Regions from separate parts of the Homo sapiens genome. Here region 2 is linked to region 1. Evidence: chromatin loops called from intact Hi-C (ENCODE). Cell type or tissue: PC-3. All regions are shown on one strand. Each heading gives the region's core, and the rest is flanking DNA. Links, peaks and the distances in the headings are about the cores only. Region 1 has its middle 60 kb from the start of LINC01724. Region 2 has its middle 150 kb from the start of LINC01724.

Region 1 (16,337 bases), core at 4,618-12,617:
GACTTAATGACAAATGTATGATAAGCTTTGAAGCACAATTTTTCTCTCTAGTCCTCATTTTTGGTAAAAACAAATTATGGATAAACTATAATCTTATACTTGGCCTGATTATTTGCATAAAGTGCAGCAAGAATGGTTATTTCTACATAGGCCTTTTGGATTGGCTTTGATGAAACTGTGGCACAAGGAATTTCAGATAAGACAATTAAAGCCAAGCCCAGCCATGAGTTTATATGCTCAGATACCTGTGAGCTGGGTGATCCTCTCCTCCTGAGATCCCAAGATAAACTCAGAACTCCTGGACCTGTTAGAAAGTGACATTCTTTACTGACCACAGGTTAGGAACCCTTTGCAGAGACTCTGTAGACAAGGTATGAGGACAGTTCTCCCCAAAGGGCTTTTATTGACTCTGCATGTCAAGCTTGATTACTTAAAGGGAAACACACCCTTTCAGTTAAAGCCTTGATAAAATAACCAGTTTTTCCAATTATGTACTGTTGACAAAGAAAAATGGATTCTTATTGCATTGATGCAAACAACTATATTGCCAAAGTTAAGAGTACTCACAGATAGTTTCCAAATTCTAGAGGAACCAGAAGGAGAAATAAACATGCTCCAAATTTTGTTCATAGAAGTATACCTTACTCAATTATTAAAGGCCATAAATAGTTTAAAATAAGTTTCCTTCACTCTGAAAAACAAATCAAGGATCAGCAGTATTCCAAGCAAAAGTTAAAAGGCTTGCTTTAACTTTCTGAGTGCAGTCCATTTAGTTAATTCTTGTTTTGCTTGATATTTGTGAGCATGTCAGTTCTTTAGGAGTTTCGTACATTCTTTCTCTCTTCCAATGTAATTATGAATAAAATATTTCTGCAGAACTGAGGAACTGAGGTGAGGTCATAATTTAAAAATTCCTTTTTGTTTCATGTGTAGGGTTTAAAATCCACACTTTTTGTTGTATTTTTGTAAATATATTATGATTTATCTGAAGTAGCTATTAATGTAACAGAAATAAACAGAAAAAATTCTCAATGCTATCTTCAAAATCTGTGTATATTTATGCATCTGTTTCAGACTTTACTGTTTAAATCTGTGGTCTATAATGGGTTTGGTTATACATTTATGTCAAACTGCAATTTCTAATAGCATGTTTAAGTTACTCATTGCACATCTTGTTTTATCTTCAATACAAGGTATAAAACACATATAAAATTTTAAAAAATGAAAACAGAAACTAATGTCATGTATTCAAGATATGCAATAAATACTATGTTGAATAAGAATAAAATAATCTGTTCATAATATATATAATATACTTTAAAGGTTTTTAAAGTTATTTTATGAGGAAACCTCAAGGAAAAAAATCTCTAAATAATCTTCATTTCTTTATAAAACAATGACTTTTGGCATTAGTGAAACAGACTTTAAATTCTGAGCAAAAATGTTACAAAGAAAGGGAAGAAAAATGAGCATGAATTTTAAGAGATGGTGAAGAATGATGCACAATTAACATTGAATTATGATACTATTTGGCTGGGGAACAAATAACAATGTCCTGTCCTGCAAGTTCCTTCAGAGTTCCCTAAGGGAAATTTTTGCACAGAGAATGAAGCAACGAAAATAACACTTTGTCATTAAGTGGGACTTTAGTATCACATCACCAAAGTAGAATTCTAACGAGTTAATCAATCCCAAAATATTTTGTAACCTCTATTTTCTGGGCATTGTAGTTAATGCTAGGAATAATGAAATTAGAAATCAGCATGACACCTGCCTTCTTGGCCTATAATCTAACGGGAAACATACAGATAAAAAAAAATCACTTCAAACCATTAATTAAATAATTCAAGGTATGCCAAGTGATGTGGACAGAGTGCATGAGAGTATCTAATAATGGACCTCATTCACTGTGGAGAGCTGAGGGGTATTCCCCTGAGGAGTTGCAATTAAGCTAAGAATTGAAGGGTGAATAGAAATTAACCCTAGGGTTAGAAAGGAATGAAAAGGCACTGCCTCTTCAAAGGTCTCGGGTGAGAAAAAAGCATGAGACACTAGGTCTTTCATGTCTAGTATAAAGACTGAGAGAGTGACATAAGAAGTTTTCAGAGGAAGGCTAGGGCAAACTCATTCTGACCTGGCAAAGCACTTTATGGTTTTAGCTATTGTCTAAAGGTGTTTGAGATCTATTACTCAAGGGAATGATATGATGTAACTTGGATTTTACAAATATCTCCCTGGATGTAATGAGGAGGATACATTGTTTGAAAAAAATCCATAGAAGAAGGAAGAGTTGGGGGACTATAGCTGTAGTCTAATTAGATTTAGCTGAATCCTGCAAAACTCCTTGCCTAAATTAAATTACCTAAATTAAATTATCTAAGAAGCAAAGAAGCCCAAATTGTCAGCCCTCCCTATGATCCTTTGAAGCCCAAACACAAAACAAGTTCACATGGAGGTACTCAGCAGCAGGTTTTGAGAGTGTTTGCTTGTATTATTTAAATTGCCTGCTGTTTTTTGTTCTATAAAATGTGTTTTTGCGAGATTCAAGGATGAATTTGAGTTGGCATGACCTGAAATGCAAGCAGCCTGTCACTCCCTGAAAATCAGAAGTCTACCATCAGGCTATATCAGGATATTTTGGCATAAAATTTACTCCCTAAAATTACACTAGTTTGGGGTTTTTCACAAAAAATATTTAATATATTTTGTAAAGTTTTTACATATTCAACAACTATTTTGAATCTTTTCAGCAAAGAAGGATGTTGCCCAGCCATATTCGATATATCCCAAACTCCATTTATTTGAATAAAAGTGGTGGGTGGGAGTGTGTGTGTTTGTGTTTTGTGTGTGTGTGTGTGTGTGTGTGTGTGTGTGTGTGTGTGTTGGGAGTAAGAGGTGGACTTGGCCCTAGGAAGAAAATATAAATAAAGAAGTTTTTGACCTTGGAGTCTATTAGCCAACTTTAAAAAAAATAACCCATGGATTATGAATGCATTGACTGAAAGGATGCTCTTCTTAATATAAATGGGTCCGAGAATGCTATGTCCTGTACCCTAGTAGTCACAATGAATACTAATTAACTCCAAGATCACTGAGATTCATCTGGCTCAGATCAATCTATGTGTGAAACTATTCAAGCTACTCGATAAAATACCAGGACTGAAGGAGTTCTGAAATGGCCCTCCATTCAGATGGTGTCCTCTGAAATCTTAAAATCTCTGGTAAGAACTTTGAGATCAAAAGCCTGAAATGTTGAGTGACCTGAACTGTCTTTCTAATTGTTGTGCCACGATTGGAATGGCACTGACATCCCTGTGTATTCTTTAAATAAATATTCCTTGTTTGGTTTGCTGAAGTCGTTTCTGAGACTACTCTTACCATCATTCCAAACAAACTATTGACATGATAGTTGTACGGTCTTTTGGCAGAGGTCTGATTATCTGGATTTCGAAAGAATGATACTGTACTTGTAGATGCACATTTGGGAGTCTATATACCAGCAGACACATAAAAAGTGTTTTTGAAAAAGAGTAGCAGCAGGTATTGACAGAGATTTAAAAAAACTAAAGGATAGACAGCTCCTCTGGGGCCATGTGAGAAACGTGCCTCTCTGTTGCTGCAATTGTGGCTACAGAGACCCATGGTGAGTGCAGCCTCGGGCAGACATCAGGAGTTACATAGCATCGATCATTGGCCTTTTGGAAGAGATGACTATCTGATGCAATTGCTCACTACTCACACTTTCACAGACATTTGGAAGCCACCTAGGGGGCACTGTTTTTTGCTAGACGTGCTACTGAAGACAACAAAAAATTCTGAGCCCAGAGATTTTGCTGACTATGTATTTTGTTAGAAAATGATGTAAATATAGAAGGAACAGATTTTTTTAAAATTCATTAATTTCATACTAATAGCATGTTTAGGAATATGGAAAAGAAGTTGCCGTGGGAGGTGTACTCAGATTCTGTGAACAGTCACAGCCCTGGGAGATACATCTCTAGCAATAGAAATTGGGAATCCCCTGTCTGAGTCTTTGATTTTATAAGAATATGAATGAGATTTTATCACTGTCATTATTATCGATGGCAGTAAGCAAATAACTAATAAGGGTAGCTGACAGACTACAAATTTCAAACTAGCCAACAGAAAGGCTCTGGTAAATCTGCATGATGGGCCGAAGAAAATATAAGGCAGACAATAATTAATTCCATTGACTCTGCAGCTACAGCCAATTATTTAGATATTCAGCCACCAGTGATCAGAGTATTCATCTCCCAGTTTAGTGACGTAACTTATGGAAATCCCATATGCTTTTAAACTTCAACTCAAGTTGTCATATTCATACCATAAGATGTCCTGATGATGGAAATCCTTCTGACCAGAAAACCATTGTGCTCCCTCTAGAGTTTAGATGAATAGACACACAGTGACTCAAGAAAAGCAGGAGTGGGTTCAAAACTACACTTTTACTCTTTTTGTAAAAGAGTAAACAATTTTAAAACAATTTTAGATTTACAGACCAGTTGCAAAGATACATAGTACAGTGTATTCCCATACACCTTTCACCTAACTTCCCCTAAATGTTAACATCTAACTTTACTATATATGGTATGTTTATAAATATTAAGAAATTAATGTTGGTAAATACTAATAACTATATTACATATTTTACTCAGATTTCACTAGTTTTTCCATTAATGCCTGAAATCAAACCAGGACACCACATTGCATTTCGTCAGTATGTCTCCTTAGTCTCCTTGAATTCGTGACTGTACTCACGCTTATTTTGTTTCCTTTTTATGACTGTATTTCCATGACTTTGTCACCTTAGAAGAAATATTGTTTTCAATTTGAGTTTGTCTAATGTTTATCATAATTTGATTGGAGTTTTGGATTTGAGAGAAGAAAATCACAGTAATGTCCTTATTTTATTTTATTTATTTATTTATTTATTTTATTTATTTATTTATTTTTTTGAGACGGAGTCTTGCTCTGTCACCCAGGCGGGAGTGCAATGGTGCCATCTCAGCTCACTACAACTTGTGCCTCTCGGGTTCAAGTGATTCTCTTGCTTCAGCCTCCTGAGTAGCTGGGATTACAGGTATGAGCCACCACACTCAGCTAATATTGTCTTTTCAGTAGAGATGGGGTTTCTCCATGTGGGTCAGGCTGGTCTCAAACTCGCTACCTCAGGTGATCTGCTAGCCTCAGCCTCCCAAAGTGCTGGGATTACAGGTATGAGCCACCACGCCTGGCCAGCAGTGTCCTTCTTACTACATCATGTCAGTGTGACATGCTATCAACCTGACTTATTACTCATGATGTTAATGTTGATCACTTAGAGGAGGCGGTGTCTGTCTTCTGGGTTTCTCCCCTCTAAAGTTGTTATTGTTCCCTTCCATATTCTATTTGTTAGGAGCATGTCACTAAGTCCATGCCACACTCAATGGGAGGCAAATTAAGTTCCACTTCCTAGATGGAATAATATCAAATAATTTTGGATATAAGTTAAAATGAATACAGGAATTATTAAAGATTTGAGGGAAATATGTTGAAATTATACAAATATCTTGTTTCTCCTTAAAATTTTGCTGACTGTTTTTAGCATGCCTTAGTGGATCTTGCCTGCAGCATCAGTTACTACGGGGTTCTAACGGTGATTTTTGATGCCTCATCCTTCCTACATTTATTATTTGACCCCTTCTATTTAAAAGATATGCCCCTTCTCCCCTACTTATATATTCAGAAAATATATTTATTCATTTATAAATGATAGCTCTTTATTTACAAATATTCCATTCCTTGAGTTACAATCTATTGCTGTTATTATTTAGTATGTTGTTGGAATAGATCCAGCTTTGCATAGTGGGAGCTCATTCAACTTGTCTTCTGTGTCCTTTTGACATCACTCCTTTCTTCCCCTCCCCTTATTTCCTGGCTGTACAAGATGTTAAACGCTCATCTCATATTTTTCATTGTGCCAGCCCTAAAATAAGCCATCTCATCTCATTGTTTTTATTAGAGAACAATATTTATTTATTTATTTATTTTTGAGACAGGATCTTGCTCTGTCTCCCAGGCTGGAGTGCAGTGGCACCATCACAGCTCACTGCAACCTCCGCCTCCAAGGTTCAAGCAATTCTACTGCCTCAGGCTCCCGAGTACCTGGGACTACAGGCGCCGGCCACCATGCACGGCTAATTTTTTGTATTTTTAGTAGGGGCAGGATTTCACCATGTTGCCCAGGCTTGTCTCAAACTCCTGACCTCAAGTGATCTGCCTGCCTCGGCCTCCCAAAGTGTTGAGATTACAGGCGTGAGCCACTGCGCCCGGCCAGATAATGCTATTTAGAAATGAAAGTAAAATGACATTGCTCCCACTCTTACAGCTAAAAAATAATTATGCAAATAGCAATGTTTCTGGAACCTATTAGGTAAGTTAGGTCACAGGGCAAACAACTAACACCAACTATCTAGAGAGAGACAGGGTCTGCAGGCAAAAACAGGACCCACGTGTTTGCTTACCTAGGATAGATGCCACTGAAGAAACTAGAAGTTATTTTTAACTAAATCATATTTGTATTATTATTGTCATTAGAAACATGTTATTCTATAAAGAACTAAATGTTAAACATATAATCACAAGATTGGCCTTGTGTATATGTTTTGAAAACCTTCACAAATCATAATTTGAGCTAAAAAAAAACTTGTACCTCAAAGCCTAAAGTATTTTATTTTCCCCTTGGTTAATCAGCCTACACTAGTTTGGTTTTAGAAAACGTGCTTCACTTTTGGGGTCTAAATTTCCTTCTTGGCAAACTGAACTTGAGTTACCAAAATTGCCTTCCAGATTGAAGAATATAGGTTCTATTCATTCTCAGCATACTTTGCACCTACAGTCAGAGAGGCTGGATGTGATCCTCAAGGTGATAAACACACAATCTAAATTAAACAGCCACAGGAAATACATTCTGAAGAAGACTGAAATAAAGCCATATTCTTTGCAAACAAAGCCCATAATCAGTAATCAGGAATTTTGCATTATGGAGGAGATTTAACATGGGATTTATAAGGTTGGGAAGAGGTGGGAATTAGCTACTACGAGAGGTTTCTGAAAAAACAACAACAACAACAAAAAAAACAGAAATTGATTGAGAATAGTTCCTATCACGGCGTAAGGAGTAGACCACAGCAGTATAAATTCTTAAACATTTGGTTCATGCTCTCTATTAACACAATGTAAATAACACAAATTTTGATCATATTTTTATTATTACAGTGTTCATATTTATCATGCTTGTATTGATTATTGCCTATTGATTATTGTCTTGTACTGATTATTGCCTTTATTGCCTTGTATTGATTATTGTCTTATACTGATTATTGCCTTTATCTTATCTAGCCCTTAGAGTCTAACATTTGTTAAAAGTTTAATGATATAATTTCCTTAACTTTTTAAGAATGTTTAAAAAGTAAGTTCAAAGATAAAAATATTTCATATATATATATATATATATATATATATATATATTTTTTTTTTTTTTTTTTTTTTTTTGAGACGAGTCTCGCTCTGTCGCCCAGGCTGGAGTGCAGTGGCGGGATCTCTGCTCACTGCAAGCTCTGCCTCCTGGGTTAACGCCATTCTCCTGCCTCAGCCTCCCCAGCAGCTGAGACTACAGGCGACCGCCACTAAGCCCGGCTATTTTTTTTGTATTTTTAGTAGGGACGGGTTTTCACCGTGTTAGCCAGGATGGTCTCGATTTCCTGACCTCGTGATCCGTCGGTCTCGGTCTCCCAAAGTGCTGGGAGTACAGGCGTGAGCCACCGCGCCCGGCCGGCAATATTTCTGATTTTTAAAAAGTTCTTATGTATAACTCATGATATATTTACCTTTCTCTTTGCTCAAATATAACTTTTGGTATTAAAAAGTATTATGTACTTTTTAAACTATTAAATTAGCCCCAAGGAGTACAATAAGATCTTTCAAAATAATTTATAAAATGAAAACATTTCTGAATTTTAAATAATAAAAAGCGTATTCTTAAAATTACAGTAAAATTAAATAGAAAAAGACCATGGTTTATAAGTATAACATATGTTAGACTAATCATAAGAAACTATGTATTTAGCTTAAGCCTACCTTTGATTAGAGTGGAAAACTATTTTAAATTTAACCACAAGATGGTGCTGTCACAAAGCAATTTCAAAGATAAACCAATAATATAGTCTGCATTATTTGTACTTGGATTTCTTTCTAAGTCAAGCCTTTAAATTTTAAAATTCTCATTAGTAAGTGTCTTCTTCCAATTGTTCTTGTATTTCGAGATGTGTTTCAGGTCTGAGTTTTGGAATTTTTTCCCTCCCACCTGTTGTTGATTGACTACCCCTCAAAGGAGATCAATTAAATCTATTTTGTTGAAAACTGTATGAGATGTTGGCACAATTATCTTTCAAAAATAAGAAATAATATAATTCTATTTGTATTTTTGATTGTCATTTATTATTATTTTTTAATTTAACAGAAGAGATATTTCCTTCTCCTCTACCCACAGGGTCAGTTAGCATAACAGTCGCAGAGCAAGCATTCAGGAGAATAACAAGCTCAATAACAAGCTGAAAGAACATTTTCATTAATTTGGTCATTCCTTCTCTTGCCTCACCATCTGGGTCTCCATTTGCTGAAAGAGATGTCTAGCTTGCAGAGGCAGCAAACAATTAAGGACCTTTCCAAAAAACGCAGAAATTGAGATGAATTCTTAAGAAAGTGTTGTTCCCAGATGACTTGACATCCCTCACACTGCATTCTGTTGTCTGTGTCAAAAGAGCAAGAATATTTATTTAGTATTACTATATTATGAAGCTCAAACAATCCAGATTGTAATGCTGCAGCTTATCTGGAATCTAAGGATAATATTTGAAGGTCCTAGAGACCCTCAATGTGTCATTTAGAGGACAGCAATTTGAGGATTTGTTGAAGCAGATAATAAATTGTACTAGAAATTGCAGAGGATAATGGCCCAAAGATAAGAGATGAGACATTTCTATGCACTGTAAAGATTACTTTATTGCAACTTTAGAGAGAATACTGAAATTTCTCAGAGTGTTTATGAAAAATGATTCCTGCTGTATTTGTTAGCAGAGAGTATTATCAGGAGACTTCTAGACAAGGGGTGGGCAAACTTTTTATTGCACCTACTCTCCTATTGTAGGGAAAGCAGACATAGACAGTAGGTAAGTAAATGAGCATGACTGTTTTCACTAAAGTGTAGTTACAAAACTAGGCAGAATTAAATACCTGGGAATAAATTAAACAAAAGAAGTGCAAGGCTTGTACACTGAAAACTACAAAACATTGTTGAAAGAAATTAAAGAAGACCTAAATAAAAATGGAAAGCTATCCCTGGTCCATGGATTAGAAAACTTAATATTGTTAAGATGGCAGTACTCCCCAAAATAATCTATAGATTCAGTGCAATCCCTATCAATAGCCCAGCTGCTTTATTTTCAATAATAGACAAGCTAATTCTAAAATGTATGTGGAAATGTGAAGGACCAGAACAGCCAAAACATTTTTGAAAAGGAAGTTGGAGCACTCACAGTTCCCAATTTAAAACTTAATACAAAGCTACAGAATCAAGAGAGTGTGCTATTGATGTAAATACAGACATATCCAGTCCCTGGGAAGATAAAACTGAGCAAAACGGTCACTATTTCTAGAATTTAGAGAATATTTACATCTTTAATTCCAGATTAACATGAGAAAAATTCATTCCTTTACATAGATGATGATCACCAATGATGTACCAAGCACTTTGTGAAGCAGAGAGCTTAAAAAGGCAAAGTTTCTACTCTTAAAGAGTTCACAGTCTCTTGGGAAAAAGAGACGAAATTCAAGCTAACAAATTCATGATTTCAATGTATGAATTCTCTTTTAAAAGTATTATAGTTCAATAACCCTGACAATCTCCCAGGACAAACTACCTAGAAATGTTAGCTCAAGTATCACACACACACATGCATACATACACACACACACATACACACACACAAGACACACAACACAAATTATATTATTGTATTTCAGAAGAGAGTAGAATGGAAAACATTTTCCCGTATTTGGATTCAAATATTCCTGACATTTAAAGTTCAGTGAAACTTTGTATTTCAATGAAAAAGTAGTTTTAAAAATTAAGTTCATTTAATTTACATAATCTTGATTGAAACACTTATTCTTACACTTTGTTCAATTATAAAATTAGATTTTGATTAAATAATATTTAATCTAAAAAATGTTGCATTTATCTTCATTGTCTCATTGTATCATTTTCTCATTTATCATTTATCTCTTTACTGATTTAACAGATACCAAGCAACAACTGTGGGCCAATCACTGCTGCAGGTTCTGAGGACAAAATGTTAAATAAACATAACAAACATACAAACATAATATCTGCTATCGGGAAGTTTTAAAGTAACAGCATAAACAGATATTAACCAAATTCAATTAATACACAATTACACCTGAGACACAGGCTCTAACTGAAAGATACGTGTTGCTATGGAAAGTTACCCTTGACGATAAATAATGTCTTTGGGAAATGCCTTACGTATTTTTACACCTCATGCTTTGTATTTCCAACCTTTACTCAAACTGATACATCTTATACATTGCAACTAGATGAATTTTCTCATCAAACAGAAGTTTGGTAAGGTCAATCTTCTGTTCATTTTTAACTTCCTCCTAACCCCAAAAGAGAAGGAGTTCCCGTTAATATATTATAAATCTCCGTCAGTTGGACCCCAACCCATCTCTACTCCCATGTCTCTTATTATCTCTCATTCATGTTTATTTTTTCTTCAACAAGTGAGGATGTTTCATTTGCCATATAGGCTGTGGAGTTTAGTAGCCAATATATGACTTTGTTCATAATATTTTACTGACTTGAACATTCTTACAATTCATAGGTACAGATTTTAGTAAGTTTCTCAGACCATCTCAGGGTTAAAAAATGTTTGCACATCAGGCATATTTGGTGACTGCTGTTAATTAATGGATTGATTTTCTCTCACTCCTCTTGCATAGTAGATGTTGAAACTGATCTCCTGCATACAAAATCTAACAAACAACACTTTACTCAGCACATATATAAATTTAGAATATAAAAATTGACCGTTTTTCCAAAATAATAATATTTATTGAGTGCCTATTAAATGTACTAACATATATAAATCTCACAACGACCATATGAACTATAAGGCTTTAGGCCCATATCATGATGAAGAAACAGAAAAATCAAGTTAAATAACTTGCACATAAATAGCAACTTGGGGGCCAAAATATAAACCCAGGCAGCCTGATTTCAGAGCCCACACTCTTAATCACTTTACCATAATGCCAACTCAGTCCCATAAGTCAAAATCAAAATAAAATATAACTGTGGCACCTGCAAAGAAATGCAGTTAATTCTTACTCAGAAAAATCCTGTTAGAAAATACTTTTACTAATGGGAGAATTCAACTTTCTACACTGGAAATAGGTTTCTCCTTTTTTGCTTCCTAGCTGTTTCTTTGGACACATTTCTTAATTTATGTAGGGCTCAGTTTCTGTGTGTGAAAGATAGATAACAAAACCTACCTCATATGAGCATTCAGAGCCTTAACTAATAGAATAGATGTGAAAGTGTCAATTTAAAATGTCAATACTTTTGTGTAACAAAATGCCTCAGAATAGAATGGCTTGAAACAAAATGCATGTATTTTTGCTCCTTGCTGTTGGCCATCTGGGGGTCAGCTGATCTAGGTTGAGCATAGCTGGGCTTGACTCCAAGCTGCAGGTTAGAGCCCAGGATTGGCCTTGTTACTCTCATCCTTGTTGACACAGTGGCCTAGTTCGGGCATATTCTCCTTATCACAATAATATAAGAGCAAAAGAGAAAGTCCAACCGGTAAGCACGTCTCATGCTTTCACTTGCATTTTGTCTGCTTGCTTACATGCCATTGGCCAAAGTAAGTCATATAATTAAACATAAAGTCAAAGGTCAGGAAAATACACACTTCCTCTAGTGTGTGTATTTTGGAAGGAACTGCAAATGCACAAGATAAAGGGTATGGATAAAGGAAGGATAAAAATGGGGCCAAAATTCAATATCTGAAAGTAATTATTAATAATTTTAGGGAAATCTTTATCAAAAAAGGTATCCTGACCTTATTTACATACCTCATTCCATCCAAAGATTGAAATTCAGGAATGAGAAAACTGTCTTTGTATTTGAAGAAGTCCATCGCAAAAGCAAAAAGTAATATAACATTGTTATTTTTATAATTACTATGACATTATTACACATTATAAAGCAAAGTTTTATGAAAAAAATTCCTATAACCTGTATTCTCCTTTCATAGAGAATATTTCCTCAAAATCTAACTCGTGGAGTCTTTGCACCTTCAAGTCAAGCAAACTGTCATCAATAGAAACCAAAACAATAGCGATGTTATTACTTTTTTCCAGCTTTATTGAGGTAAAATTGACAAATAAAAATTAAATATAGTTAAGATATACAACATGATGTCTCAACTTATGTATACTTTGTGAAATAATTGCCACAATCAAGCTAATTAACATATCCATCACCTCACATAGTTATCTTTGTATGTCTGTGTGTGTGTGTGTATGTGGTCAGAAAATGTAAAATCTCCTCTCAGCATATTTCAAGTATACAATACATTATTACGAAATATAGTTGTCATCCATTGCGTTAGTTCCCTAGAACCTATTCATCTTGTAACTGAAAGTTTGTACCATCTGACCAACATCTTCCCGCTTCCCCCTCCCCTTGACGCCTGCTAACCACCCTTCTGGTCTTTGTTTCTATGAGTGGGACTATTTTAGATTTCTCATGTAAGCGAGAAAGAGATCATACTGCATTTGTCTTTCTGTGTCTGGCTTATTTCATTGAGTATAATGTTCTCTAGTTTCATCCATGTTTTTACAAATGGTAGTATTTACATATTTTTTAAGGCTGAATGATATTTTATTGTACATATACCACATAAGTCCACATATTGGCTAATGTGAATAATGCTGCAATAAGCATGGGAGTACAAATATCTCATTGTGATAAGGATTTTATTTCCCTCGGATATTTCCAGAAATGGGATTGTTAATAGTTCATACGATAATTCTACTTTTAATTTTTTGAGTAACTTCTATATGACTTTCCATGATGGCTGTACCAATTTACATTCCCACCAACAGTGTACAAGGGCTCCGATTTCTTCATATCCTCACCAATATTTGTTATTTTTGCATTTTTGAAAATTGTCATACTAACAAGCATAGTTGATATCTCATTTTTGTTTTGATTTGCATTTCCCTGATGATATGTGATATTGAGCGTCTTTTAAAATATCCATTTGCCATGGTATGTCTTTGGAAAAATATTCACTCAGGTTATTCAAGTCCTTTGCCTACTTTTAATTAGGTTTTGTTTTGTTTTGCTTTGCTTTGCTATTGAATTGTATAAATTCCTTATTTTTTTATAATAACCCCTTGTCAGATATATGCTTGCAAATATTTTCTTCCATTCCCTGATTTGCCTTCTCATTTGTTGTTTTCTCTACTGTGCAGAACATTTTTAATTTAATGCAGTTCCACTTGTTTATTTTTACTTTTATTCCCTGTAGTTTTGGTGTCATATCCAAAAAATTGTTGCCTAGAACAATGTTGCAGAGCTTTTATCAATGTTTTTCTCTGAGAGTTTTATGGTTTCAAGTATTATGTGTAAGTCTTCAATATATTTTGAGTTGATTTTTATGTATAGTGTAAGATAATGATCCAATTTAATATTTTGCATATGAATATCCAGTTTTCCCAACCCTATCAAAGAGACTATCGTTTACCTTTATTTCTGAGCCCTCTATGCCCTTCCATTGGTCTATGTGCTTGTTTTTACACCAGTATCGCACTATTTTGATTCTACTGGAAATATAAGGATTAAGTTATTAATAACTAAATTAAATTTCTGCTTTGCAATATAATTTGAAATCAGAAAATGTGATCCCCCAAGGTTTCTTCCTCTCACTTAAGATTGCTTCAGCTGTTCTGGAGCTTTTGTAGCTTCATATAAATTGTAGAATTGATTTTTCTATTCCTGTGAAAAACGCAATTTAAATTTTGATAGAGATTGTATTAAATACGTAGATCGCTTTGGGTAATATGGATATTTTGACAATATTTTTTCTATCTATGAATACAGTATATCTTTTCATTTATTTGTGTTTTTCTTAGTTTCTTTCATCTGTGCTTTATAGTTTTCAGTGTGTAGATCTTTCAACATTTTGGTAAAATTTATTTCTATATATTTTTGATATATTGTGACTGAGATTATTTTCTTAATTTCCTTTTCAGATAGTTATTTGTTATTATACAGAAACATAACTGAATTATGTATGTTGATTTTGTATCATATAGCTTTACTGAATGTATTAGTTCTAACAATTTTTTTATGAAGTCTTGGGAGTTTTCTATATAAGATCAAATTGTCAGCAAACAGAGATCATTTGACATCCTTTTCTAATTTGGGTGGCTTTTTTTTCCTGCCTAATTGCTCTGGTTAGGATTTCTAGTACTATGTTGAATATAAATGAGGAGACTGGGCATCCTGTCTTCTTCCTGATCATATGGAAGCTTTTCACAGTTAAATATATAATGGTAGGTGGGAGCCTGTGATATATGGTCTTCACTGTGTTGAGGTATATTCCTTCTGTACCTAAGTTGTTGAGAGTCTCTGACAGTTATTTTACTGGTCTTTGTATAATTAATGCTATGATAGATTTAGACAAGTTATTCTCTATTCAATAAATAGTGCTTGAAGTTCACATCTCCATTTCTTCTTTTTTCTTTGCTTTTAAATTTGATGAGAAAAATGGGTATAAAAGTTCAAATCAATACAGAGGTCTCAGTTATGTTTAAAATGTGTTACCAATGGTGACTATCATTTAGGCATTACTCTTTTGTCAGTATCCATATTAATAAGCTATAGCATTCTAAGTGATTATTTAAAAATACTAAACAATTTATATAGAATTTTACCCATCAAAACATTTTTATCAAAATAATAATAATATTTAGCTCTGGTCAGGGTGCTGTTATTGAGAGTGTAAGTTAGCATTACCTTGTTTGACGATTTATTTTAAAACTATTACAATGTTCAGAAACTTTGACACAGAATTCCTATAGACAACAACCTTTTTCTCTGCCTGAAAACAGAGCCACAGATAGAGCTTTAAGAGAACATGTCTTAGTTATGTGACAACCTATTGTTTCTAATACTAAAGCCCAGAAACGAAGACTTGCCCATCTGATCACAGACCGCCCTGAAGAACTGCAGGCCTTCCTACTAAGACAGAGCTTTCATTGATAAACTTAAGGCACAAAAGTACACTGGGGCACATGTTCTCTACAGGATTACAGGTCTCAAATGAAGAGGAGAAGGGCAGGGCTGAGATTTAAACATCTTCTTAGTTCCTGCTCCTAAATGTTTCATTCTGAGAGGCCAAGAATATTGCTCTAATAACTGTCTACCAGTTGGGAAGAATCAGGAGTAAGGAGTAGGTGTTCTAACATGTAACTACAATAAATCTTTAACTATAATCATAGATACAAACATGTAGATCCTAAAAGTACAAATCAAAATTTTAATTATAGTGTCATATAAAACAGAGGATCTAAATATTCCTCCTATATTCCACTTCATGGTACATTATATAGTATCTTAGAAATCATGAGGAATATAGGAAGGTGGGTTTAGAGTTCAGAGGCAATAACTTAAAAACTGATCATATGAAAATAGTTACATTTTGATGTATATAAATAATGAGATATTATGCAGCTCTGGAAATTATGTTTTGAAAAATTCTTAACAGCTTTGGTAGCTATCGCAGTATAATACTAAGTTTAAAAACTAAGACACAAAAGTGCTTATGCAGTGTAGTGTAATATTTAAAATACATACTACATTGAGATAGCCCTAAAAAGAAAAACACAAATGTATTAATAACAAATGTTTGGGTACTGGTATTGTGAATTATAATGCTCTCCTATAGTTTTATTTATATTCTAAAATTTCTAGAAGCATGTGTATGATTAATTGATAACAGCACAGCTTATTTAGATATGTTGTGTGCATTTACCTTATTCAAATGAAAACACTGTTGAAAATAAGCCTTACTGATGAAACATGCTCAGTTTCTTTTTTTTTAACATTTCCTCTTTGTGATTGTTAAAAGGAAAACTTCAGCTGAATTAAATTTAAAGGAGTTTAACTGAGCAATGAACAATTC
Region 2 (16,337 bases), core at 5,535-13,534, 210 kb before region 1:
GAAGAAGGCAGGGGTCCAGATTAAGTCAGTAAAACATGGTTTTTGAGTCCTATTTAAGATATAGTTAATTGGGTTTAGCTCATATGTAAAAACCAAATGGTTTCTGTATGCTCTAGCACTATTCATTATCATCCTTAGTGAATCCCAATTAGCATTTCACACTTTTCTAATGACCACTAGGAGAGCCCTGCTTTTTAATTTTTGAGAAATATACACTAATGCTGGGTTTTGGTTCTTATTTAATGCTTGTCCATAGATACCAGTCATAAGATTTGTTGAATTTGCAAACATTTTGTTTTATTGCTGCATATAATGTCAGTTTTTTATTGCTAAATACAATCCAGTCATTTGTAAGTCTACTAAAGTAAAATAATCCTTAGGTTCCTAGGGGGTAAAAACCTTATAAAATAAGCACTTCCAATCTTTGTTTAAATTTATATCCATCCCATTACAAGCTTCCAGTGTTTTATATTCACTGTTATTTTGTTTGGTTTGGCTTGTTTCTTATCATTTGGTACATTCCACATAATAAAGTATACAAAGTTCTATTTTTGAGATCCAAAGTATTAGACATGATAGCATTTGAATAAGTGCTAAGGCTGTCTCCTAGCATCTTCCATCACTGGCTGCAGACGTATCTGGAAATAATATACAAAGTGTTCATCCTTTTAGTATCAATCATTCTTAAAGAAAAAGTGTCAAAGCAGAGTTTCGTGGGACAGGAATCCATCTAAGAGTGCCAATTCCTTCTGCTACCATTCCCCTTTCTCTGTGAAGAGAGCCTCCTGATCTGTACTCTTTTTTTTTTTTTTTGAGGAGGTTTTGAACTGTCCTCTACCTCCATAGTCCTCAATAGCTGGCAGCAAATATATACACCCCAAATTACTCTTTCATCCAGTCCCAAGGTACTTTAAGCTACTTAAAAGTTACATTGCCACTGTAGGGTCCTCTCTACTAAATAGAGCACATCCTGTTAACACTATTCCTGCTTTAACCTCCCATGATGCAGACTAAATCTGGCCCAATTTTGTACCGTTAAAGTTCAAATGCTACATTCATGTAACTATCAGATTTAGTTATGTTTCTATTATTTATGAGTTGGAAAATTTTATTTTATCCATCTTCTTGGAAAATAGGGTCTGAAGTTGTTTGAAAAATGAGGTGGATACATAATTAACAGTTAGATTGTCCATCCCCACCTTTATTCCAAACCAACTACTTCCATAAACAAAATGTTTGCAATCATTGATACTACTACTGTCGTTCAGGTTTTCTTTCATAATACACTCTCCTACCATAAAAAGTCAACCATTTATGACTTTGAACCAACATCATACCTTGCTTCCTTGTGTAGAATTAGCTTCAATTTGTCACATCAATTTTTAATATTACATTGCTTTTAGGATAAAAAAAGAACATAAAAAGACTTAATATGGATTTCTTGATGCTGTAATTGTGTTCCAATATTCATTGACATAAATTTGGAATCAATTATATCAATGGAAAAAAGTATTCAGTGCTTTTCTTATATTCTCTGATGAGGCCTTAGTACCAGACAAATAAAACTCTTATGTTCTTCTGCTAGATTCTCTCTCAGCTGGACAGATTATTTCAACCTAAATATAACCTAGCTCAGTTTTTCAGGCACAGTCAACTATAGACCAAGCTCAGTCACACTTTTCTGAACTCAATAAAATTCTGCAGTCTGTCTAAGACCCTATTTTTACAGGTAGATGGGACAAGTAAGAGAATAGACAAGAAAATATAAGCTCCATGGGATTGAAGACATTTTTGTCTGTTTTATTCACTGGAGTGTCCTACATCCCTATAATACTGTAATAAACATTTGTTGAATGAAAATGTTAGCCCCAAACCAGCACTTGTTATTTATATATGGATCCCATGCTGCCCTCTTCAGCATAATTCTGAATGTGCCGTTTCTTTTCATTGTGAGTTTTGTTTAAATGTCTGTTCTTTTTAGGGTCTTTTAAAAAATATAATTTACAACATTACTGGGATTTCTTGTCCTAGAGCTAGTTAGTGGTTTTAGAAGTAGACACAGTCTCAGCTAGGACTCAGTGGCTAGCTAGGAATGATCACTCAAAATAGAAGTAGCAAGAAGATGCATAATATAAACATAAGGCCTCAAGCTGGGACTGTAGACCTTCCTCTGCTGTCTTTAAAAGGTACCAGTCAGTATGAACATTTACAAAATTATGAGAATATTAGACTCTAGGGGGCTATAGAGCCACTTAACCATTAGATTTTTGGATTTCATCAGTGCTTACCATCACTTTTTCCTATTTTTACAAATTTTTAAATGTGATTTGTTATACAGATCCCAAACTACATTCAGTTATGTAATAATATTTGCATTATGAAAATATGATCCAGGTTCTGTGTAGTGAATAGAAGATGGAGGAGGCAGAATGAAAGTATGAGGAATGATTATGGGGATATTGCATCAGTCCAGGTGAGATACGTTAGTGCCTTGGATTGGATACATCCCACTGGAAAGCATGAATCAATTATGTTTAGGTTGCAAAAGTCAAGAATGAAGTGGAGAACAAGAGAAACCAAAGATGTCTCTGAAATTTTCAGTTTGATCAAGTGGGTGAATTAGGGTATAGTTTACAGAAATGGAGAATGCCAGTGTGGCAGAATGCAAAAGTGGCCACAATCCTTTGCAGTTTCTCCCCTCAAGAGGTGGAGTCTATATCCCAATCCTTAAGCCTAGATTGGTCATGGGACTTGTTTTGACCAACAGAACATTAGCAAATGTGACATATTAGATACTTGAAAAGCAGCTGCATATTTGGGCTTACTCTCTCATTGAACTTAAAACTCTTATGCCACCTCGGGAACACATCTGGAATACCCAGCTGGATGATGAGAAATCACATGGAGAGGAGAGACTTCCCAGCCAAAGCCTTTAGAAACCATTCACAGTTGCTTACCTACCAGTTGACCATAGACAAATGAGCCAATAAGTGAAGGTAAGAATGATCCATCTGGGACAAAACCAATTGCCAACTCTTATAATTATGAGCTCAGTGAACAGTTGTTTTAAACTACATGATCTGGGGATTGCATTAGTTACCATATTGTACAACAAAGTATGCAATTTCGTCCAAATTTTTTGTGTAAAAAAATTAAGTCTAAGTTTGTTACCTAGACAAACCATGACTTAAAACAACATGTATTTATTATTTCCCAGACTTCATAAGTCAGGAGCCTGGGTATGGCTTAGATGGGTCGTCTGCTAGGAGTCTGTCAAGGTTGCGATTCAGCATTAGTTTGGCTGTTTTTGTCTGTAGGCTTAACTGGGGAAGGAAGAATCTACTTCTAAGCACACCCACACTGTTGGCAAAATTCATTTCCTTGTAATTGTATGACTGAGGGCTCACCTTCTTGCTGGCTTTTCACTGGTGGTTTCCCTTAGCTCCTAGAGGTTGCCCACATTTCCTTCAGTTCAGCCACTATACCTAGAGGTTACAGTTCCTTGAGTTTACCCACTCTATCTAGAGGTCACCCACATGTTTTAGAGGGTGCCCACAGTTCCTTGCTATGAGAGCTTTCCAAACATAGTTGCTTACTTTACTAAGCCAGTAAGGACAGTTTCTTGAGTGACTATTCCAGGAAGACTGAGCCTCATGTAAAGTAACATAATCAAGGAAGTGACATCCCATCACCTCTGCCATATTCTGTTGGTTAGAAGCAAATCACAGATTCTACTCACACTCACTAGGAAAACAGACAGGAGTATGGACACCCTGGAGTCCATCCCTGTAAGGTCATTTGTTACACAGAAGTTAATAGATAGAACCAGTTAAGAGGCAGTAACTTTTAGAAAGACATGATATTGTAGTTAAAAAGTAGATTCTGAAGGTAGTCTCCTGGGTTTTTATCCGAGGTTTGCCTCTTAGTTGTGGGAAGCTAGACAATTCATCTAACTTCATCATTAACTATATAAATAATTACAATTTTAGGAATGTTTGTAGAATCTTTACCTCTGGGAAACCTTATTAAAACAATAAAAAAAGACTCACTCATACTGATACTTTCTGCCCATATAAAAAGCAAAGGAAAATTAAAATGTGATGTTGTGTAACTTTTACAACTTTTACCAAAACACAACTTACTAGTTGGAAAAAATAAAAAATATCTATCAGCACTCTAGAAAACAACACAGTGCAAAGCGGTGCTACTGCCTCAGGCAGCTTTCAGTGACATAAATATTGAAGCCATTGAAACATTAAGCTATAATTTGGGATTCATGCTGGAAGTGATTATGCTGTATTGCCACAGTCTGCTAGGATTTCCCACCTGTTTTTTTCCATAAAACTGAAAGTAGAAAACTGCTGAAATTTAAGTAGGTTTCTACTTAAACTTTTTTCTTACTTGGAACATCCACAAGGTAAGATGTAATAGGCAAAAGAAAAAAAAATCTGATGTTAAGAAAGTAATTCTTTTAAATATTATTCTTCTACTTAGATTGGCAAGTAATAGCTATAAGTATCCTACACTGCACATATTATTTACCTATATAATTTATAACACACATTACCCACTTGGTTGGTATGCCATTACTATATTAGGTTGACTATAAAAATGAAGCATTATTATTCCTATGTTTTAATCTTAAACATTTCAGTAATTCAAGAGTATGTGTAAAAAGGCTTGAAATTTCATAATTTTAGAGAAATAATTCAATTTTTACATTTGAATAAAAATTGTGGAAACATAAATACATCACTTTAATTTAAATGGCAAGTGTGTGTCATTATGGCCTTAGAAATTCTCTCTACCCTGTTAATGGTAGCACATGGAGTTCTCACATGTTTCTTGATCTTTTCTTAAGCAAAATATATTTTTCTAATATGTAGTTTGCTACTTTCTGATATCCAAAAATCACTTGGTATTCATTGGCCTAGATTCTTTTAATGGTTCATTGTCATTACTTATAAATATGGGTTAGTCAAGAATTGTTCTTTAATGGAGACTGTCTGAAATTTAACTTTTATTTAATGTGACCAAAAAAATCATATTACTAAGCAAATACACCTTCATTTAGGTCACTGCAAACTTATGAGTTGAAAAAAGTAACTTGTAGAATCATTAAGATGCTAAGACGTAAGAAAGAGGGAAAGAAAACACTGATTATTAAGGATAATGATCTGCACCTGGTTTCAATCACGACTTTCTTCCGAAGCATCAACCAACTTGGAATACAAATTTCAGTGCTTGCACAGCTGGAATATAATGCTACTTTCCGGATACTGAAAAGTCATTAAGAGTTCTCAGATAACCACAATATGATTTTGTAAGACTGAACTATGAAATCGACTAAGGGGTAGGATTGTATAGAAATTTTCGGTTTGTTTAGAGCTACTTTTCTTAAATAGCCTAAAAGTAAATATAAAGAAGATCATTTCATTGCCTGTCTGAGATTGATTTACAAGGAGTCTATAAATACAAGAGTGATTACCATCTAATGTGGGAGCTATTGCTGTTGTCCGAAAATAAGCCTCCCTGTATAGCTCCAAATGTTCCCTGCTACTAAGGGAACAGACTTGATTTTCCACTTATCTTTTAATGACTTCCTGCAGGCAAAAACCTGGAGCCAAAATTCTACTGACATCTGTTTGTTGGTATGGGTCTTATTTAGAACCCCAGTACTAGGTAATTATTCATTATTTGTTGGCGCTAGGATCGTGCAGCACATAATGTTTTGCAACAGTTAAGCTATAATAAATAAAGGAATAAACAGAACTCTTCTTCTAAATACTCGTTTATATACAGCATCAACAAAACAAACAGGAGAGCTTCCAACAATTTATTGCTAGATAGTCACTGCTTAAAGTTCACATTTATCATGAACAAATACAAAGAAAGAAAACTGTTAGCTTTTTCATTTTAAATCAAGGCTGAGATTTTAATGATCAAGGGCACTTTATATTGTAATTTATGTTAATATGTAAGTCATCCTGAGGAGTATTTTATTTTATCTTCCTAATATTTATTTTAGAGGCACTATGATTTCACTGAAGAAAAACGGGGTTTTGGAACCTTAGATCTGACACTAGAAATCTTAGGAAAATCAATGTTTCTAAACCTGTTTACTCATGTATTATATGGAAATAATAATATTTATCTCATAAGGTCATGGTGAATAATAAGCTAATAGACAAAGTATATGACATCATGATCTTAATAATTCTTTATTTTCTTCATTAAATTTTCTACTACTTGCTTTGAAGTATTTAGTTTTAAGCATAAATCAGTGCTGACCAAATAACGTGTAGAATTCCAAGACCACCCAATTTCAGTCAATTCAATTTCAAGATAGGTTTGTGGGCCATCTATATGATAGAAATATCAGCTATGCATTCACAATGTGACAGTGATCCAAATACGAATCCTGTTTATGGCAGGCTAAAAAACATCCCCCAAAGATATCAGGACCTAATCCTCAGAGCCTGTGAATATTAGTGTATATGACAAAAATATGTGATTAAGTTAAAGATTCTGAGATGGGTCGGTTATCCTGGACTGTGCAGGTGGGCCCTAATGCAGTCACTTGTGTCTTTATAAGAGACAGTGGGCGAGTTGATAGAAATGGGAACAGATGATAGACATAGACACACAGAGGAGAAGGCTCTGTGTTCACGGAGGCAGAGACTGGCGTAACATGGCTGCATGTCAAGGAGTGCTGGCAGCCACCAGGAACTGGAATAGACAAGAATCACACTCTCTTCTGGGGTCTCCAGAGGGATCAGAGCCCTGCTGACATCTTGATTTCGGTCTGGCAAAAAAGATTTTTGAGCTTCTGATGCCCAGTACTGTAAGAGAGTATATTTCCTTTGTTTTACATCATCAAGTTTGTGGTAATTCTTTGGAGGAAGTCTCCAGAAACTAATGCAGTATTGTTCAGTATTTTATAGATAAATGGGATTGACTAGAAAATGATCCATGATATGGGAGGGGATAAACCCTACATGACCAAAGTGTAAGAGGATCATAAGGGACTAACTGTTGAGTCACAAATGATCATAAACGTGATATCTGCAGGGGCACTGAAGGTTGTATAGAGTTCACAGGAATGGCAAAGAATGGGAAAAAATGTATTACATACATTAAGGAAAAAGATGGCTAAAAAGTAAAATAAGCACTAGTGTTGATTTTTTTCTTTTTTTAATGTGAACTTCTTCCACTAGGATGGAGGAATTGTGTGATGAGAAATTAGACTTTGAAGTCCAATAGTAGAGGACATAAGGTAAATGTTTTCTGGTAATTGGAGTGATGCGACTACATGAACAAGTGTGTGAGCAAATAGAAATACATTAAGCTGAAGAAATCACAACTGATAGACCAATGTTCCTTAACTTTAACATTTAAACCTTGTTCATTACAGAGAGGCCTTAATAATTGTTTTTATGTAATATATCTGCCCTAAAAAAGGAAAGTAACTTGTCAGATCAAGGGTACCCTGTGGGGCTCAAAGTGGAATGGGATGCAGGCTGGTATAGGGTACAGAATCTAAGTATGATGCATAATGGAGGTCCTAAAAGAATGCAAAGCAGAGAAGTTGAAAAGAGAGACATACATCCCTTGGCAAGATCTGGTAAGAGTTCCAAAGACTCCCAAGTATGAAGAAATTGAAGGAGCATCAAAACCACATTGTTTTAGATGTATATATTAACAATAGTTTTGTTGATGGTTTTACTATGTGGTGAATATGAATGGGTGATCATATTCTTAAATTAACTGTTTACTTAATTTATGTTTATTTCATTACTTTGTGTATGGTTTTCTGTATGTGAAGTGAACATTTGTGTTACTTTCCTGGAGTACAAATAAGTAGTCGTTAGATTAAAGAAGAAAAAAAATATATATTTTTTGAGATGGAGTCTCACTCTGTTGCTCAGGCTGGAGTGCAGTGGCATGATCTCAGCTCACTGCAACCTCTGTCTCCCGGGTTCAAGCAATTCCCTGCCTCAGGCTCCCGAGTAGCTGTGATTACAGGCACCCGCCACCACGTCCAGCTAATTTTTGTGTTTTTAGCAGAGACGGGCTTTCTCCATCTTGGCAAGGCTTGTCTTGAATGCCTGACCTCGTGATCCACCTACCTCGGCCTCCCAAAGTGCTGGGATTACAGGCGTGAGCCACCGCGCCCAGCCAGAAAAAAAATGTTTCTAAGAAAATAGTCGAAGAATATGTATATATATACATATATATATGTACGTAGAGAGAACATTTTTTAATTCCGGCATATGTAAATTGGTGGGTATTATCATTTTCATAGTATCTCAACGAACTTTATTTCCTTCTAAATTTGAAGGAGCTTATGCATGCAGAGGATAGAGTGTCTACAAAGACACTGACACATGTATACACATAGCCTTTTGGGAAAAAGTATAGATACTAGTGCCTGAATATTGGGTGAGTGGCCACAGTAAGAACAGAAAAAGACTCAACAGATGATTTGCAGCAATATCAAGATCTTATAAGGTAAGCTAAAGTGTTTAGGAGCAATATAATAGGATTAATTAAGGGAGGAAAAAAAACTGGAGACACAGTAATCATATAAGGCAAAGTAACCTAAAAGTAGGAAATAATTTTAAACAAGAAAAAAATGCAAGCTTAAACTAGAATAATAACAATGCCACACACATACAAAGTCATATTTAGTGTACAGGACTCATTTTGCAGATCCTGTGGAATGACAAAATGGGGCAGTAAATTAATATCTTCCTTTTTTTCTCTCATTATGGTTTATGGTTTAATTATTAAGATAGTACTTAGATCTTCAGATTTGGCTATGTCAAAGATTTGTAATAATATTGGCTTTATATTTAATATTTTAAACTCAGTAATATGCCAATAAACAAATCTGAATGTTACCTTATGCAATGAAAAAATGGAAAGCTTTAAATTTTCTCATCAAGGTATATAGGATTTTCCAAAATAAAAGCAGACATTCTCAAGAAATAGTGTTCCCTGCAATAGTTAGCAGAGACATCAGAAATTGTATTTCATTATAATCCAATCCAAGTTAAAATGAAAAGTCTGTCACTTCAAAAATCAAGAGGACAGTAAAAACATGTAAGTAAAGTTAGTCAAATGTTTGAGACTATTAACATTGATATTGAATAAAACTTTGTATGAAGGAAAATATTTCAAATAAACTTGATTATTGATCTGGAACAATAGTAACAAAGAAACAAAAAAGTGTGTGTTTTCCTCACAACAGCTGGGTTTAAATTAATAAATGTATAACCTAAAATTCATTATTTTCCAATTTTTAAAACATTTTACTGATTTAAATATACGGTATAGGCAATAGCTGTATAAAAATCATTAAAATTAGACAAGACTGTTACCAATTACAGTAACTGGCAGAAAAAACAATTGGCTCTGGAAGTTAAAAATGTTGCCTAAAAGGAGTTATGTGTAGGCCATTTTAAATAACTAGTCAGAGAAAAAAATTATTTTTCATTTTTCACAAAAGTTTGAGGTAGAAAATGCTGTATGTATTGAGTTTGGCTAATAATAATTTGTTTTACCCTTTTGGAAAAGTATTTTAAATGCCTCAGCCAATAAAGTTTGGAGTTAATTTTTTTATTTTAAGATACCATCTGTATAGCTACATTTTTTATACCAGCTTTTAAAATATGTTGAAATTAAAATAGCAGTTTTCATATTGGAGGGTTTTAATACCTTCCTAAACATGATAGTTTTCAACTATTAATCATATTATCATATGATAATATTAAAATGTGAAAGTATCCATGAGGTAGACCAAGGGTAAATCAAAATGTGAAGATATTTTTAGTTTTAACTGTCCAAAGGCAATTATAAACAACTTTCCAGTGAAAGTGAAAATCATGCCAGTTGTTTTAATAGTGTACTTTATGTATAAATAATAGAGGGATATTGCCAAATATTCTCTATTCTTCAGTTTCACAATTGAAATGGCATTTGTGCAAGAGAAATATCAACATCCCTAAGAGTTTTTGTGGCCTTGCTGTGTTTACTTCAAACCAAAAATCTCTGCTGTATACTCCTAAGCTCACAACAGCATCCTCAAATGCTATTTGTTTTACATGCGTTTAACTGGGTAACATAATGTCCAAATAAAGTTGATTAAATCAAAGAAGTTGATACTTTCCTAGGAAAAATAAGTCGAAGGGTAGCTTTTGGTTTGGCCCTTGAATAGCATCAAAGTTGCTAGTTCCTCTCTTCCACTCTGCTATCGCAGGGCATCAGGAAGTTTTCCCTCTTGGTCACAAGGTGGAGGCAAATGCTTAAAGCTTCACAACAATGACCAAAACCAGGAGTCTCTGTAGCAAAGGGGCCCTCTTCATATTTCTTTTTTCAAGAGCCCTTTTTTGTTGTTGTTTGTTAGAACTGGGCCACATGGCTAGCTGAATGCAAGTCTGGGGAAAAGATTGTTTGGGTATTTAGACTCTACTGTGGAAGACAAAGCTCTGCCAATAGAGAAGATTGTTGCAGTGATTAGCCATTGAGGACATAACTAAGCAAAACTACCATCATTACCATAGGCTCACTAAAGTCTTCCATGACCAAATGTATTTGAGAAACACTGGGTTAAACAAATTCAACAGGTTTCTTTACTGTGTGCTCTCAAATCTCACTAAAGACTTTGCGTTATCAGTCTCCAACAACAACAAAAAAATATGTTCCTTTTTCCATGTTAACTTTATTATAGCACCAAAATATTTTTATCTCATCAAATAAGATTAGAGGTCCTCACAAGCAGACTTTCAAAAATGCTGAAATAAGCTCATACTTCACTGGAAAAAAATCATAAAAAATGTAAAATTTCAAAGTAAATTTCATTTGCTTCCAAGGGACAGAGATCCACTCAATGTAAAATGAGAATAGGGAATAATTAAGGGGTATTAAGATATTTGCAAAACACAATTGAAAGATTTGAGGACTAGGAAAAAATGAGAATGAGGCAGCTACTCTTTTCTAATTCTCAAGCTCAGATTCTCCTTCTGGTTCTTTTGAGAGACATAAATTACACATAGATTAATTTATAGGCTGCCAATTAATCATATAGATGAATTATATAGATTATATATAATCTATAGGCTTCTTTTTAGTTATCCAAAATATGGACAGTTATGTTTCTTTCCCCTCTGTGACTTAGAGGGGAAAATATCTTTCCAAAGTCTTCCTAAGATTGGGTTTAACAGATCCATTTCCTATTTTGTAGTGTTAAAGCTGTTCTTATCAGATTCTAGATGACAAGCCTACTTCAATGCCTATCTGTCTGTTTTGTCTTTCTACCATTCTCCCTGTATCTCAGTCTGCCTTTTTGGTGTGTCATGAACAGAGAGCAATCACTCTCCACTTGAGGTCATTGAACATAGTTTTCTTTTTCTACTAAAACTTTGACTTTTATTTTTTTCGGCTGATGATTGTTAAAAAGAGTCAGATTCATCTGAGAAAAGATATATGTCTGGCCAGCAACTTGTGGTGGGATAATTTAGAGTATCAGGACAAGTTTTCTAGAGGCTCCTTTGTAAGGACACATTACCTGTTGACAGTCGAGGTGGATGCAGAGGAGCCTATGCTCTGAAAAAATTAGGAAAAAGTAATAGGAAGATATTTTTCTGGTTGTAAAATAGGATAGGTGCCCATTTGACAGATTTCTAAGGTGCAGTAAAATACAAAATTAGCTATTCCTAGTCAGATGGAGAAAGCACATAGTCATTTTTCTATGTTTCTAACCACTGAGTTTCAAACTCAGAGAGTGTGTAGAAACAAAGAAAATTTCTTGGGGAGTTTCACCATACAAAAAGATCATAGGGTGGGGAAAAAGTCAGTTAACTGAATGTGATTCCTGCAAATAAGATTATTTAAAAGATAAAGAAGAATAGAAAACTTCTAAGAAGAGTATGGAAAACTAACATTGTATAAATTTAGAAAACTGAATGATTAATTTGTTAAAAATGTGAACTAAAGCATAAGAAGAATATAGTGGATATATAACTTTAGTTTCCCCACATTGTACTTTTTTTTTTTTTTCAGTTAGTTCCTTCATTCAACACTATACCCAACTAGATATAGACATGCTCTTCAGAAACTTACAGTCTAGAGAACTGAGAGTCTTAAGGATCTAAAGATATAGGTTAAATGCTGCTTTAAGACCCCATGCTGAGTGCTTCACAAAGACTGCAACAGAAGCTGTCATACTTTACCCCATAAGTGGAATGAAGAGATCAGACATAACATTATCAAAGCTAAATCTTCTGACATTGGAATATGCCTTTAAACATTCACAGCTCAAAGCCACGAAGGCCAACTACTTCAGAAACCTTAGGAAAACCCTAGTATATGAAGTTACATTTTTTTCTCTACCATCATTCTCTGGTTTCTTATTCTGCTTTCAACCTCCTTTCTGTTTCTGAGACATGCCAAGTATATTCTCATCGCTGAATTTTTTTTGTCTTTTTTTTCAATAGGATTTTATTCTTAAACTTAAGCATTGTAATAGTTACTGAAATATGGCTTGAAACCTATTTCTGTGTCCTTCAAGCCCACCCACTCCACACCCCCAAGACACACACAATGGCCCTAATCTCAATCATCATCTTCTTTTTATTCTACTCCTAGCATTTCCCCTTCTTATATACAATATTTTGGAGCTAGACCCTATATCTTTGAATCTCTTGTCATATGTTTCAGCATGGCACTTTCTTCCAAAGGAGAAAACATATTACATTAATCCTAGCATTTTCCCTCCAATATTTTGGAACAAAACCTATATCTTTGAATCACTTGTCATATGTTTCAGCATGGCTCTTTCATCCAAAGAAGAAAACACATTACGTAAGAAAAATGAAATACCATTGAGCATAGTTTTTGGAATGTATTGGCTATGGTCTGAATGAAAGCATTCAGACAATAAATATATTTGCCCTTCACACATAAAGGCTTTGTGCCCCAAAATTTATGTATTGAAACCTAGTAATCAATGTGATAGCACTGGCAGGGTATGGCCTTTGGGTAGTGATTGGTTCATTAGGACAGAGCCCTTATGAACAGAATATACCCTTATAAAGGAAAGGAAATTAGGGTTTTCTGTTGAAGAACTATTAGAGTGACTATAAAGAGTGATTTGTTCTTTTGCTCAAGAGCAGTAAACAAAATTCAATTTTTATATTATTTTTGGTGACTAATGCAAGCAGATAGAATTGGAAAACACACACTGAGATGCTTTCTGTCCACACTGGACTGAAAAGCCTGTATAACCATCAATAATACTCAAGAAGTATTAAACAGGTGTGCAATCATACACCTCATTTTGCATATGCCCTTGAAATCCGGTGGTAAGAACTGGAACGTAATTGTTGTCTAGTTAAGTATACGTACACATCTGCACATGATTACTTCTAACAAAACTAGAGGGAGAAGTGGGAGAGTGAGACTGATGACAATAGAGAAAATGTTATATGAGGACACAATGAGAAAGCAGCTGTCTGCAATCCGAAGAGAAAGGCCTCACAAGAAACCAACCCTGCTGGCACATTAATCTTGGACTTCCAACCTCTAGAATGGTGAAAGCATTAATTTCCGTTGTTTAAGCCACCCAGTCTGAGGTATTGTGTTCTAGCAGTCCAACCGGACTAATATGAGTCCTGAGAGCAAAATGATCCTAATCGGCAGACATTCAGTGTGGAGACAGACTTAGGAATAGGCTCAGAGGATGAGCTAACAGTGGATCAAGCTTCAGTATGAGGCTCTGACTGGGAAGGCTTGCACATTCTTAGTTGTCCAATTACTAGCACTAACAGTCTAAATAAAGTGATTCTGCTGAAAAAAACTATCACTCAGGTCTGGATACTATCGTAAAAATAATCTTATTACTAGTGGCCCAAGCCATTGATATAAAATATCATCTTAAAAAAGATGAATACACGAAGAAGGTAACTTTTCTATATATGTCAGAAAGAATGGTGAGCCTTGGACTTGGGTGATTAATACCTCCAGTCATTATCATCAGTACAGTAACATCTCATTACACAGGAGTTTTGGAGAAAGTACTCTGCAAAGAGCCAGGCATTCATGTTGATGTGACAACACATATGTGCATAGACTGGTGAAGCCTATGATGCAAATTGGAAATATGCAACAAATAATTTTTATTTGGCATAATATTCTGAAGGTAACTAGTAAAATTATATTCTTTACTGATATCATTAATAATTATATTTTAATGGACATATTTTAGTAATTCTTCAAGAAGTATCCAATGAAAGTCAAATTTTTGAAGACAGATGATGTGGGGCTAGAGATGGAGAAACTATTACGTAAATTAGTTAGCTCTTCATTTTAATTCCCAGAGCATTTTACACTTAAAACATGCATAACTAATCAATGTACCCTCAAGGTAACATTTCCAACTTGGTATGAAGAAAAAATACTAGGAAAAGAAAGCCCCATTTTTGTTAACAAAGCTATTTGCTGAATTAAATGAGTAATACTTAGAAAACATATCTATAAATGTCAGAAATTTGATTTTTAAATACTATAAAGCTGCATTTAGCCTAAATTTGCTGTCATAAATCATGTCATATCAAATACATCAGTTTTTTAGATAAAAGAATCTATATACTTCTATATTATTGACTCTATATATGTACTACCTTAATTATTTGGCATTTAAGACTTCAAATAATTTCTTTAATTAAATTATTGACATTAGTTAAGATTCTTAGACATCTTGTAATGAGTTTTTGAAGACAAGTGTAATGAAGACCAAAAGTATTAACTACGTTTTCCAAGACTACAAAGGTATTTGAGCCATAACATACTGATGATCCTGAAAGGCCAGTGAGGCTCTTGAGATTTCTGGAAATGTATCTTTTACTCTATCAAGATCCTAAATCTATATTGAGATTTTGACATTACTATACTTTATGGGAAAAATTGCAAAGCTTTTTATACTTATAGTCACCTTCTCTAGGGTCCATTTTGAGAGGACTTTATATGAATACTGAATCCTTAAAGTCAAGAACTGTCTATTCTACTTCTTCATACTCTCAGAACATAGTATATAGTCTATTATACCAAGTGTGCTCAATAAATATTAGGTTAGTGCAAACTTAGTTGTGATTTTTGCCATGTAATTGCGGCCTTTGCCATTAAAAGTAATGGCAAAAATGACAATTAATTTTGTATCAACCTAATATTAGGAAAAGAATAAATGAGCATCATGAAGTTCCTTGCCAGTCACTTTTTCCCAGAAAAGAAGAACCATCTTCCCATGGAATTCCTCCCCTAGTGAGAATGGAAGCACAGTTAGACTAGGGATTAGTATACACTGCCAAGAAGTACAGCACTTCATAATTACAGATAAGCCAAATGATAATAATATGTAAAATGGTAAAATTCAAATCATTAATATCTTCTATGCACTTTCTTCTTATAAACATTGTTGGAAAATTAGGGAGGAATGCATGGGTGTTCAGAGGATTTAAAAAGTTTCACCTTGCTATGAGAATTAATTATAATTTATATATCAATCTGAATTGATAATATATAAGGTACAGCTGACCTTTCCCTTTCTCTAAATGCTTGTGTTTTCTTTCAAATGCAGATTTTTGCAAATACAATTAAAGAGATTGCTTAAATCTTCAACTTCATATTAATCAAAATAAGAAATTATGTACCTAAGATGGTTAGAAAGAGAAGACAAACTTCCAGTTAGTTTATTATTACATTTTGCCCTTTGAAATATTAACAGCCAATTGCTTAGCTTATTTAGAGGAATGATCACATTTCAAATAGATTATATTGAATATGAATATTTACATTATATTATCTGAAACATCTAATTTTTAACAAATGTACAGATTCTCAGATTCTGAGTCCTTGAAAGTGAGATTTAAAAGTCTGTAATTTAATTAACTACCCAGGATTCAGACCTGCTGCTGCTGGGGCAGCTCAGGCACCCTTTATTCCTGTTCCCCTCCTTCAACACCTTTTAGTACCACTATTTTGAAGCAGAAAACATAAACCTTGAAAATGAGCCAAGGAAACAGTTAGTATACTGTGCTGGAAATGCTAATGGGATAAGGAAAGGGATTATAAATACATTTAAACTGAGACAAGCAGTATCTTGGCCTCTCCTCTGAGGATATTGTCTTCTTTCGAATTTATTCCTCTCCTCTTTGTATTGATTCTTTTTAATTTTGTCCATCATGCAACTGGTACAAGAATACAAGTCTCAGGCTAGCTACCATTTTGAAAAAATGATCTTTGAATTTTGTAGGACAAAGTGGGGCCTCTAAGAAAGGACG

Evidence for each region. Peaks named below come from ENCODE experiments on the same cell type or tissue, not always from the same donor. Only the 100,000 strongest peaks of a DNase experiment are listed, where the experiment ranks them.
Region 2: a loop joins it to region 1, with 10 times the contacts of the local background. A loop is called at or near these places in 10 of 110 quality-filtered maps.

The regions. Positions count from the first base shown.
Region 1 is chr1:196,140,399-196,156,735 of GRCh38, forward strand. No RefSeq gene overlaps it. Among named protein-coding and RNA genes, the nearest start is that of LINC01724, 60 kb to the left of the region's middle. In PC-3, for the core only: a CTCF peak has its summit at 8,189 (motif pointing right); no DNase peak of the experiment used is centred there.
Region 2 is chr1:195,929,760-195,946,096 of GRCh38, forward strand. No RefSeq gene overlaps it. Among named protein-coding and RNA genes, the nearest start is that of LINC01724, 150 kb to the right of the region's middle. In PC-3, for the core only: CTCF peaks have their summits at 10,290 (motif pointing right) and 10,491; no DNase peak of the experiment used is centred there.